Linked DNA regions of Homo sapiens: region 2 is linked to region 1. Evidence: chromatin loops called from intact Hi-C (ENCODE). Cell type or tissue: heart left ventricle. All regions are shown on one strand.

Region 1 (5,000 bases):
AATTACTAAATATAAACTACTCAAGGAGACTGCAAAGGCTTTATGGGTTCAGAAAGTGGATAAGAGAAATATGAAGGCCTCTGAAATCTTCAAAACGTTTTAAAACAAATTCCACTGAAAAACTCAAAAAATGAAGTATGCGGCTTACAAAAATAGAAAAATTAAAATACTTTAGTTCATTAAAACTCTGAAAAAATTCAAGTACAAATGACTTACTCTCATAAGTTCTTTTGCTTAAACTGATTTTCTGAAGCCCCAAAGGCATATAATCTGCTTTAATGAATTCATTTAATAAACTATTTTAAATTAGGTGCAATTGTTGTTTTAAAAATAAATGTTAAACATTTATTCAGCACAAAGTGGTCTATTCAAAAAAATTAAAAAATAGGCTAGGCGCGGTGGCTCACGCCTGTAATCCCAGCACTTTGGGAGGCTGAGGGGGGGGTGGATCACGAGGTCAGGAGTTCAAGACCAGCCTGACCAACACAGTGAAACCCTGCCTCTACTAAAAATACAAAAAAAATTTAGCTGGGCGTGGTGGCGTATGCCTGTAATCCCAGCTACTCAGGAGGCTGAGGCAGGAGAATCGCTTGAACCCAGGAGGCGGAGGTTGCAGTGAGCCAAGATCATGCCACTGCACTCCAGCCTGGGTGACTCTGTCCCAAAAAAAAAAAAAATCAAAAAATAATTCTTTGAATGTTTCTAAAAACAAATGATAATTTATTATGCAGTTTCAACAAATGTTGGCTTTTTTTTTTTTTAAACAAAGAATGGCTACTTCATAGGCAGAGCAGCCACTTTTGGCTAATTTTTAACATCCAAAGCTAATAAATAATCAAGAAGAAATAGAGAACATTAACAAAATAAATTATGTTCTATTTGGGAATACCTAATATCAGATACTAACAAGTACAGTGATAAGAATAAAAAAGATAATAATCACACATACCTTCTAGGTTAGTAGAAAAGTTAGGAAAAGATATTAAATTTAAAGAAACAATATTTTGCATGCACACAAAAAACAAAGAACTTCGCTCATGATGTGGAAATCATGACCCAGCAGCAATCCGTCTTCCTGGTCCAGATCACTGGAAGGCCCGGGTGGGGCCCCCTGGGGGCAGCCACGCAGAACCTGCTGGACTTAACTCGCCAGAAAAATCACCACCCAGTTCAGGAAGTTTGCAGAGGGAAACCTACAAATGGTCCACGGATATGACTTCCCTGCTCCTGGAGGGCTCCCTCTGGAAGAGGCTTGCAGCATTCCAGTCATAGAATGTGGGTGAGCACTACAGCGGGCAGCCTCCCACACCTGCTTGGCTGTAGGCCCAGGAAGCCCCCGGAGGCCCCTCTGGCTGAAGAGATCAGACTCAGCTTGGAGCCCTGGAGTTGATGCAGCAAGACCATGTTTAATGAACACCAAAGCTGGCGGTACAGATGAGGGCCTCAGGGGCTCAGGCGGGGGCCTGGAGGGCTGCGGTGGGCTGAGATGAGTGGCGACTTCCCTCCCATACCTCTCCCCGTGAGAGGGATTCACCCCATCCCCCTGCGAGCCTCTCAACAGTCCTGTGAGGAGGACAGCAGGGCATGGGGACTGGCCCCATTTCACAGCTGGGGAAACTGAGTTCCAGACGGGTTTGTCAGCTTGCCCAAAGCCACACAGGGTTCCCGGTCCTTCCTCCTGCACCACTGTGCGCCCAGTCAGAGGCTACATGAGCAGATGGTCAGGGGAGGCTAAAGCCCCATGGGAGGAGCAGGCAATGGTGTGGGGATGGAAAGTGGCACGGTGCAGGGGACTCCAAGTGGCACTGGCTGGAGGCCAGCAGGGACGGGGGTGGGGGCAGGACTGCTGGTACCTGCCTCTGTGACCCAGGCTTCCATGGTCCCAGAACAGCCACTTGGGCCTCTGTGTCTCCCTTCTCCCCTCCGTGGTGACCAGACCCTCAAGACGAGTTGAAGGAGGTCATGGGGCATGGAGGGAGGTCACAAGGCAGGGGGCTGCCCCCTATAGTGCCCAGAGGCAAGGCCTCCCCTGGCACCTACCTGCGTCTGGCCAGCGCAGGGCTCAGGCAGGGCAGGGGCCCAGGGGCCCAAAGGCTGTAAGGTGAGAGGCTCACAGAAAACCCTGACACGTGGCCAGCCACAGCACCACAAGAGGGACAGAGGGAGGACATGCATCCATGCAAGGTGGCCAAGGAGGTGCTGTGTGGCCAGGGCCAGGGGAGGGCACGGGGCCTGGTGCAGAGAAGCAGTTGGGGCTGCACTGAGATGAGCATGCCACAAAGAGGGGCTTGGGCGTGACCCTGGGCCCCAGGTCATTGCAATGACAAAGAGGTGAAATGGGCAGCTGCAGAGGCTACAGGAGCTCAAGGAGGCCTGGGCTGGAAGGGAGGGGAGCTGAGAAGCCCCCTGGGTCCAGGCTTCTCTGGGCAGACCCCTGGAAATGGAGCTTGCTGGTCTGGGTCGGTCCCTGAGGGCCTCTCCCGGGGCTACCTCTTCAGATGGGAACACGCAGGGAGGCCCAGCAAAAGCTTCAGGCTCTGCAGAAACACAAGGACATGTGACATCCCCCTCCAGCTCCCACCCTCCCTGGGGGTGGAGCCCAGCACAAATCCCACCCTCCTCCTCCCACCCAGCAGCTCCCAAACGCAGCCCAGGGGAGCCTCAGAGGCAGCCAAGAAGGGTTAATGTGAGAGGTGGCCCAGGAGGCCTGGGGAGGGAACTGGGGCAAACGCCCAGGACAGGGGGTGGGGTCCGCCAGGGGGCAGGCCCAAGGGTGCCAGTCTGTTCTCGGGATCTACGCTGGGATTCAGTCGCCAGCCAGCCAGGCTGCAGGGCCCTGCTCAGGAGGGCGCGATGCTATGCGGCACCAGCAGGGGGCACCACAGGCCCACCCTTAGCTGCACGTTCCCACTGCCGTTGTACTCCCACCCCAGGGGCTCAGGCTGCCTAGAGAGGCTCAGGGGCAGCAAGACCCAGACACTCCCAAGGCCTTGGGCTATGGAAGCCTCCACGGAGGAGGAAGGTACTTCCTATGCCAGCTCTGGGTGGGGCTGGGGGCACAGCAGGCCCTCCAGCTCTGACCCAGATGCAGGTGGACTGGGGAAGCCCAGCCCAAACCCCAGGTAGAGGCAGCAGCAGGTCCAGGCAACGCCAGGCTTGGCCATGGGGTCCTGCCGTCCCCCAACCCTGCCTACCACATGGGGGTTTCATCTGCTCTCTGCTGCCCGAGGCGGCAGCCCAGCCTCGGCCCACCGCCCCACCACGGCTCAGTCACCGTGGCACAGGCCGTCACTGGGTGTCAGGGTCCTGGAAGCCCCAGGCCTCCACGGCAGCAATGAGGAAGTTCTCGGAGCAGAGGGGCTGGTTGTTGAAGGTGTCGCAGTGGCTTGTGCGGCCCCGGTTCAGGTCCCCATCGATGTAGAGCGCCTGGCCGCCTCCTCCCCCTGCAGGATGCTCAGGTCAGTGGCGGCCTGACTGCCCTATCAGCACTGACCCAGGCACCTCACCTGCTGTCCCAGCTGTCCTGCCCTGCACGGGCCTCTCTGAAACCGCACAGACCGTTGACCCTCCATAGCCCCCAGGACCAGCTGTCCAGGCTGGTCTCTCCCTTCCAGCCCCCTCCCACCCATCATGCCTGGTCCACCCTGACACCCAGGGCCTCTTCTCTGCCACCCCGGTCAGGGAGGGCTGGGTGCAGCAGCTTCAGCTGCCCGGACCCCACACCCTCATCCCAGAGCCCCGTCTGCTGGCGCTCACCGACGATGAGGCAGTCGCTGCCCCCCGCCATGAACATGGACTCGGTCTTGGAGGGCAGGTTGAAGTGGCGAGCGGCCAGGAAGGGCGAGAGGCGGTCAGCGGGGTCTGAGGAGGCGGAGTGGCTGAGTGGGGCGGTGGGCTCGGCAGCCATCAAGGGTGGGGGCTTGGTCAGCTCGGGGTGCTTGATCACCACCCACTCGTAGCGCTGCACCTCAGGCTGCAGCTGGGGTGGAAGGGGAGTGTGAGGAGCTGGCGCGGGCGTTCGCAGGCCCCTCTGCCCCAGAGCCACAACCCGTTTCATCCCGTGAATCTGCACCCAGAGCCCAAGGTGGGTGCAGCCCGAGCCAGGGGCTGGGGAGCTGGTGGCTCGAGCAGATGAAGCCCCCTGCCCCGGAGCAGCGCACGGCTGAATGATCAAACCCGGAAGCACACAGGGCGATGACGCTGCTGGGTGACTGCCATGGCGACACCCAACAGTGTCCCCAGGGCAGGCGGGTGCTCCTGGAGGGATGCAGCTACAGGGTCTGCGTGGGGGTTTGGGGACACTTGGCCCCACTCACCCTAAACACAAAGCATTCTCCGGTCCCAAAGAAGCCCAGTTTGCCTCCAAACTTATTTCTCTCACTCCAGTCTGTGGACAGGTAAGCACCACACACCTGGGGGAAAGGTCTGGGTGAGGCTGTGCCCGCAGGCCCCCAGGAGCGTCCCTGTGCTCCAGACTACTGACGGGCCTGTCCCAGGTCACAGGTGGGGGTGCAGGCATTGCCGTCTCCCACCCCCACCCCAGGGCAGGAGTGGTGTGGGAAAGGCAGTGTTGCAGGTGTGTGCACCCTGCCCCTGGCTTGGGGCTGGCAATGAGGGTGGGCGGGGGCTGTGTTGGGGATAGTCTCATTTCCCCTTGTGGCCCTGAGTGTGGGATGAGCCCCATGTGCTGGCCATACCCACGCTCTGACTCTGGATCTGGCCCAGGAGGCCTAGGCCCTGAAGCCCATCAGAGCCAGCCCTGGAGCCCATCAGAGCCAGCCCTGGAGCCCATCAGAGCCAGCCCTGGCTCCAGGGCCCCTGCTCACCTCCTTCTGCGTGGTCTTGATGAGCAAGAGGGTAGGCTCATGTCCTTCACACTGGAAGTAGAACCTGGCGTAGAGACACGCATGCCAGCTGTCACCCTGCACACCCTCCCAGCCGCCTCCTGCAGCCTCCGCTGGCCCCAGCTGTCTTGGGGCGAAGACCTGGGAACTGTGCTT
Region 2 (5,000 bases), 500 kb after region 1:
CCCCCAGGCCCCCAAGTCCCCTACCCATAGCCATCTTCCCCTGGCCTCCATGTCCCCTACGTCCCCTACTCCCAGCCTGGCTGTGCTGGAACCATCAGGCGGGGGAGGGTCTTGCTGTTTGGCTCCTTAGTGGACCGTGCCTGACTCCACCCTGGCCACTGTGCTGCGGGGCGCAGCCTTGTCCAGCCCCCTCCTCACCCTCAGGGAGGGCGATGCTGGCCATGCCAGGCTGCACTGCTGTCCCACTGCCCGCTCCTGAGGTCTGGGCAGCCAGTCCTGGTCTCCCTGCCTGTCTGAGGATGGGCAGCCTCAGGCCCCCACTATCAGGTGGTATTTCTCACTCCGGCCCCAAACCTGCACGCCCTCCTGCTCCAGTGATTGTGGCCTTGGGCCCACCTTGCTCACAGCCATTGTTCTTTCACAAGCCTCTTCCTGTTCCTGAGCCCACCCAGTGTCTCCTTTCCCCTGTCTCGTTGCTCCGCTTAGGTGCCCTGCCTAGGTGACCCCTCCCAGCTGTTCAGGAGGGACGAATACTCTGGGTCTTGCTACCCCTGGTGCTCGGAGTACCTGCCTTAGCTGCTGTGCAGATGGATGCCCATCTAGACTCCATATGGGGCATGTAGCCCTCCCGTGCTGGCCCACCCTGGGTCCTTCATCTGGGTGCTGTCAGTGCACCTGGGATCCGCCCGGCCTGGCCCTGCCTCTGCCCAGCTCCCCGCAGCTCCTCCACCCCCAGCTGCTCCCTGGCCTCAGAGAGGCTGCCTTGACCGAGTCCGCCAGCCCCACCAGTGCCGTCCCACATAGGTTTCTTGGGACTTGCGATGTGCTAGCATCGCATGGAGCATGGGTGCCCCCAGGCGGCAAGGACAGAGGAGTGTATGTGCTCCTCAGCGGGGCCTGGCCCTGTGCCCGCACACGGGTGGCACTCGGGGGACGCACCAGTGGAGGTTGGCTGCGTGTTAGGGGTGCCTGGGATGCCCCTGTGCCCGCAGTCTGAGTCGCCGCCACCCACGGTGGATGAGGGCGTGCGGCTGAAAGGAGGGGTGCCAAAGTGGGGAGGTGGGGCTGGGGACGCCCCTGGCACGGGTTTCCTCTGGGGAAGGAAGTCGTTTCTCCTCGGAGTCTGATGGGCTTGGATGCTTTTTGGCAGCCTTGGGGCCTCCCTCACAGGCTGCTCGCCTGGCCACCTCACAGGCAGACACTGGCTTCCTCGCCCGCCTGCCTGCTGCTTCGGGAGCTGTGGTGGGGAAGTGGCCCTGTCTGGTTCCCGGGAGTCCAGGTACTCAGCTCCCCGAGGAGGCTCGCGCTCTGCGTCCCAGCAGCACCCTGAGTGGCTCCGCTCAGCTCCCCGAGGAGGCTCGTGCTCTGGGTCCCAGCAGCACCCTGAGTGGCTGCACAGATTGCGCCTGTGAGGGTCGGGCTGGAGAGGCGCCCTTGGGAGTGAGTGGAAGGTAGGGCTGGGTGCCAGCTGCCGCGAGGGCAGCTGCTGTGAAAAGAGGCCGCACAAGGCCCAGGGCCTTTCCCTGTGTTTGGGGTGTGCAGAGAGGCTGCTCCAGGGGAGGGGAGCCAGGGGACAGGTCAGGGTGGTGTGGCCCGCAGTGACTGGCAGCCTTTGTAATGGGGCTCTGGGTGGGGCTGCGACTCCCATCTGAAGACGTCGCGCGTGGGAGGCAGCTGTGATGAAGTGCCCATCTGAGCCCAGCATGTGACGGGGACGCAGAGGCGGCCGAGTTCATCCTGCCCAGCCTTGCCTGATGTGACCAGGGGAGGAAAGGCCTGGGCTGCTGCTCCTGCAGCCCGTACCGCCCACCCCGCCCCTGGTGGAAGCGGCTCCTGTCGGTGGGGTGGGGGCTGAGCTCTCCTGGCGCTCCTGACCCTCCTGGGGAGTCAGATTTAACCACCTGCTCTGGGGGACAGAGACACCCCAGGACCCCCTGAGCACGTGTGGGACTGGCTCTTCCTGCCAAGCCTCAGGTTTCCCAGCTTCACGGCCGTTCCAGCCCGACATTCTCTTTGGCTAAGGGGCTAAGGTAAACTTAACATGACCTTGGCATGACCCTTGCCCGGGTGAGGACGTCCCCCTGCCCTGGATGTGCGCTTGAGGCCTTGAGCTGCTCTAAGGGCCCAGAGCCGAGGCGAGTGACCAGTGCCAGGCTTGGGACAGTGATGGAGCCAGAAGGGGGCTTGACCAACCCAAGGGGTGGGTGGCACCAATCTCTGCTGGCATGGGGGCAGCGAGGGTCCTCCCCAGCAGAGCTTCGTGGAGAGCAGGGGTGCTGAGCTGAGCAGGGATGCCGGGGCCGTCTGTGGAGGGCACAGGGCAGACGGGCAAGTCCTCTGGCAGCCAGCTTTGCAGGTGCCAGAGACCCCTGGGAAGGGGCCCACGCAGAGGCTCTGCAGCGCCTGCTGAGGATGCACGGAGCTGAGGTGGTCGGCTTGAGCCTCGTGCCGTGAAGGCGCCATGGAAACGTGGGGGCGGGGGCGCCGGACAGGGTAGCCGGGCCTTGTCACCTGATGCATCCCCGGCTGGCGGCCATTGGTATTCCCTTAGCAGCTGCTTGGAACACGTTTCTTCTCTGTCCTGGAAAGCTCCGCAGAGCGACAGCTGCTCTGTTCCCCGCAGGGTGGAGCCACCGGGTGAGGGCCCCGGCCGGTGGGGCGTGGCTGCTTAGGGACTGGCCTTGCCGCCCCCTGGTGGAGAGGCCTGGCGTTGTGTCTCTGTCCTCTGCCCCTGACCCTAGGCAAGCGGGTTGGGGTGAGGAGGGGAGGCCTAGGCCAGGGTGCCAGGGGCCGCTGCCTGCTGGGGCCTCCTAGGAGGACCCTTTATGCCTCACTCCTTCTTAGAGGGTCTGTGAGGGCTCCCTTGCCTCTGAGCCTCCGTTGCATCCCAGGTGGGGGTCCCATCCCAGTCCTGCTCACCACCCCTCTGGTTTTTGGCTCTAGGTGGTCTTTGGGAAGAAGCTTCCTGCCTTTGCCACCATCCCCATCCACCAGCTGCAGCATGAGAAGAAATATGATATCTACTTTGCAGATGGAAAGGTGTACGCATTGTACAGGTGAGCAGGGCCTCTCCCTGGGTCCTGGCCTCCCTGTGGTTGTGGCCCTTCACGTCCCACTCTCCTCACAACCGGAGGCACTTCGGGGGCCACCTGGTGCACCAATGCTGGGGCCAGGCACCTGGGTTTCCATCCTGTGACTGGGGAGGCTTACCAGGCCCTCCTGGGGGTAGAGCTGGTGGTTGTGCTGGGGAAAGGCATGCCCAGGTGGTGCAGCACCTGCCTCGGGGGCACCTTGAGGGGCACACGAGGTGTGTGAGCCAGGCCCGTGGCCTGAAAATCCTATAAAGGGTACAGCTGTCCCAGGGCTGGTCTCTCAGAGGAGGGGCAGCTCATGGGCTCAGGGCTAGAGCCAGGCTTCTGACCCAGGCCATGTGCACAGCCATGGCCTTGCATCTGTCCTGGGTCACGGGCCTGGGGCCTGGTGAGTGGCCCTGCTCCCGGCGGTGACACTGAATGTCCTGGGGCCGTGGGCGGCTCTCGGTGTCTTCCTAGGCAGCTGCTGCAGCACGAGTGCCCGCGGTGCCCCGAGCTGCCACCTTTCAGCCTCTTCGGGGACCTGGAGCAGCACATGCGGAGGCAGCATGAGCTCTTCTGCTGCCGTCTGTGCCTCCAGCACCTCCAGGTGTGCCCCCCCAGCGACCCCGGAGAGAGCCTAGGCGGTGGGTGGTGCAAGGGATGTGGCCACACGGCTGGGAGGGGCTTGTCCACCTGCTGCTTCTGGCCCCGGATGGCCCCCTGAGGGTCAGGCTGCACGTGGCAGGGAGGCCTCTGGCTGCTGGCGGGGCCCTCTCCCGCCCCTTGCTGCTCCGCCACTGGCCTGTGGGAAGAGGCAGGAGGCTTGGGGTCCCCCAGCCTGTGCCCAGCCTCCTGTGCCTTGTAGATCTTCACATATGAGCGCAAGTGGTACTCGCGCAAGGACCTGGCCCGGCATCGCATGCAGGGTGACCCCGATGACACGTCGCACCGTGGGCACCCGCTCTGCAAGTTCTGTGACGAGCGCTACCTGGACAATGATGAGCTGCTTAAGCACCTGCGCCGCGACCACTACTTCTGCCACTTCTGCGACTCGGACGGGGCCCAGGACTACTACAGGTGGGCCGGGCAGCAGACAGACAGATGACCCTCCCTCCCCGAGGGCGTGGGGCTAACCGGGCTGCAGCCCTCCTACCGACACCCCATCTCCTGCCAGCGACTATGCCTACCTGCGTGAGCACTTCCGGGAGAAGCACTTTCTGTGTGAGGAAGGCCGCTGCAGCACGGAGCAGTTCACCCACGCCTTCCGCACCGAGATCGACCTCAAGGCCCACAGGACGGCCTGCCACAGTCGCAGCCGCGCCGAGGCACGCCAGAACCGCCACATCGACCTGCAGTTCAGCTACGCGCCACGGCACTCGCGCCGGAACGAGGGTGAGCAGGCACCTGGCCTGGATGCCCCCAGGTGGGGCCGCATGACCATGCCCTGCTCTGGAGCCTGAGATGAGACCGAGCTGTGGGTGCAGGAGCTGACCTCCCACCCTCCGGCCAGGCTGGAGCGCCCGAGCACCCCTTGTGTGCCAGGAGCTCTTGCTCCCTCAGGGTCTCGGGTCTGCTGCCCTGGGTGCCCGGGGCCCTTCCCTGGACCAGGAGGCTTTTACTGAGCATCTGCTGTATGCAGATCCCACCTGGGGCTCGGGGACCCTCCTCCTCTCCCTTCCCACTGCTCCTGTGGCTTGGCACCCAGGTCGTAGAGGCCCGTGGCTGGCGTGGACCCTGCGAGGCTCCTGTGCCACTCCCGGGCTCATGTGCACTGTGGGTAGGAAAGCCTCTGCCATCCAGGCCTGAGCATTGGCCGGGTGTGGCCTTGACGGCAGGCCTGTTCCTCCTATTGTCGTCCCGGGGTCCCGGGAAGTGACGGGCTGTCTGCTGGCCGCAGGGGTCGTTGGTGGCGAAGACTACGAGGAG

Evidence for each region. Hi-C counts contacts between places; a loop is a spot of excess contacts. Peaks named below come from ENCODE experiments on the same cell type or tissue, not always from the same donor. Only the 100,000 strongest peaks of a DNase experiment are listed, where the experiment ranks them.
Region 2: it touches region 1 in a loop (2.3-fold over the local background); 2 of 110 quality-filtered maps call a loop at or near these places.

Annotation. Positions count from the first base shown.
Region 1 is chr16:2,499,247-2,504,246 of GRCh38, reverse strand. It overlaps TBC1D24 (TBC1 domain family member 24), which reads right to left. Exons shown (of 8, transcript NM_001199107.2): 5 at 4,827-4,890; 6 at 4,317-4,412; 7 at 3,757-3,979; 8 at 1-3,443. The coding sequence ends at 3,289. Among named protein-coding and RNA genes, the nearest start is that of ATP6V0C, 12 kb to the left of the region's middle. RefSeq lists an enhancer at 3,336-4,153. In heart left ventricle, CTCF peaks have their summits at 1,103, 2,637 and 2,863 (motif pointing right); DNase peaks (open chromatin) are centred at 1,106, 2,856, 3,566, 3,826 and 2 weaker places; H3K4me3 peaks cover 687 bases.
Region 2 is chr16:2,001,672-2,006,671 of GRCh38, reverse strand. It overlaps ZNF598 (zinc finger protein 598, E3 ubiquitin ligase), which reads left to right. Exons shown (of 14, transcript NM_178167.5): 4 at 2,944-3,056; 5 at 3,552-3,681; 6 at 3,940-4,151; 7 at 4,249-4,466; 8 at 4,972-5,000. Among named protein-coding and RNA genes, the nearest start is that of ZNF598, 5.6 kb to the left of the region's middle. RefSeq lists silencers at 770-1,064, 2,562-2,631. In heart left ventricle, a CTCF peak has its summit at 2,674 (motif pointing left); DNase peaks (open chromatin) are centred at 2,241, 2,651, 4,058, 4,486 and 1 weaker place; H3K4me3 peaks cover 498 bases; H3K27ac peaks cover 188 bases.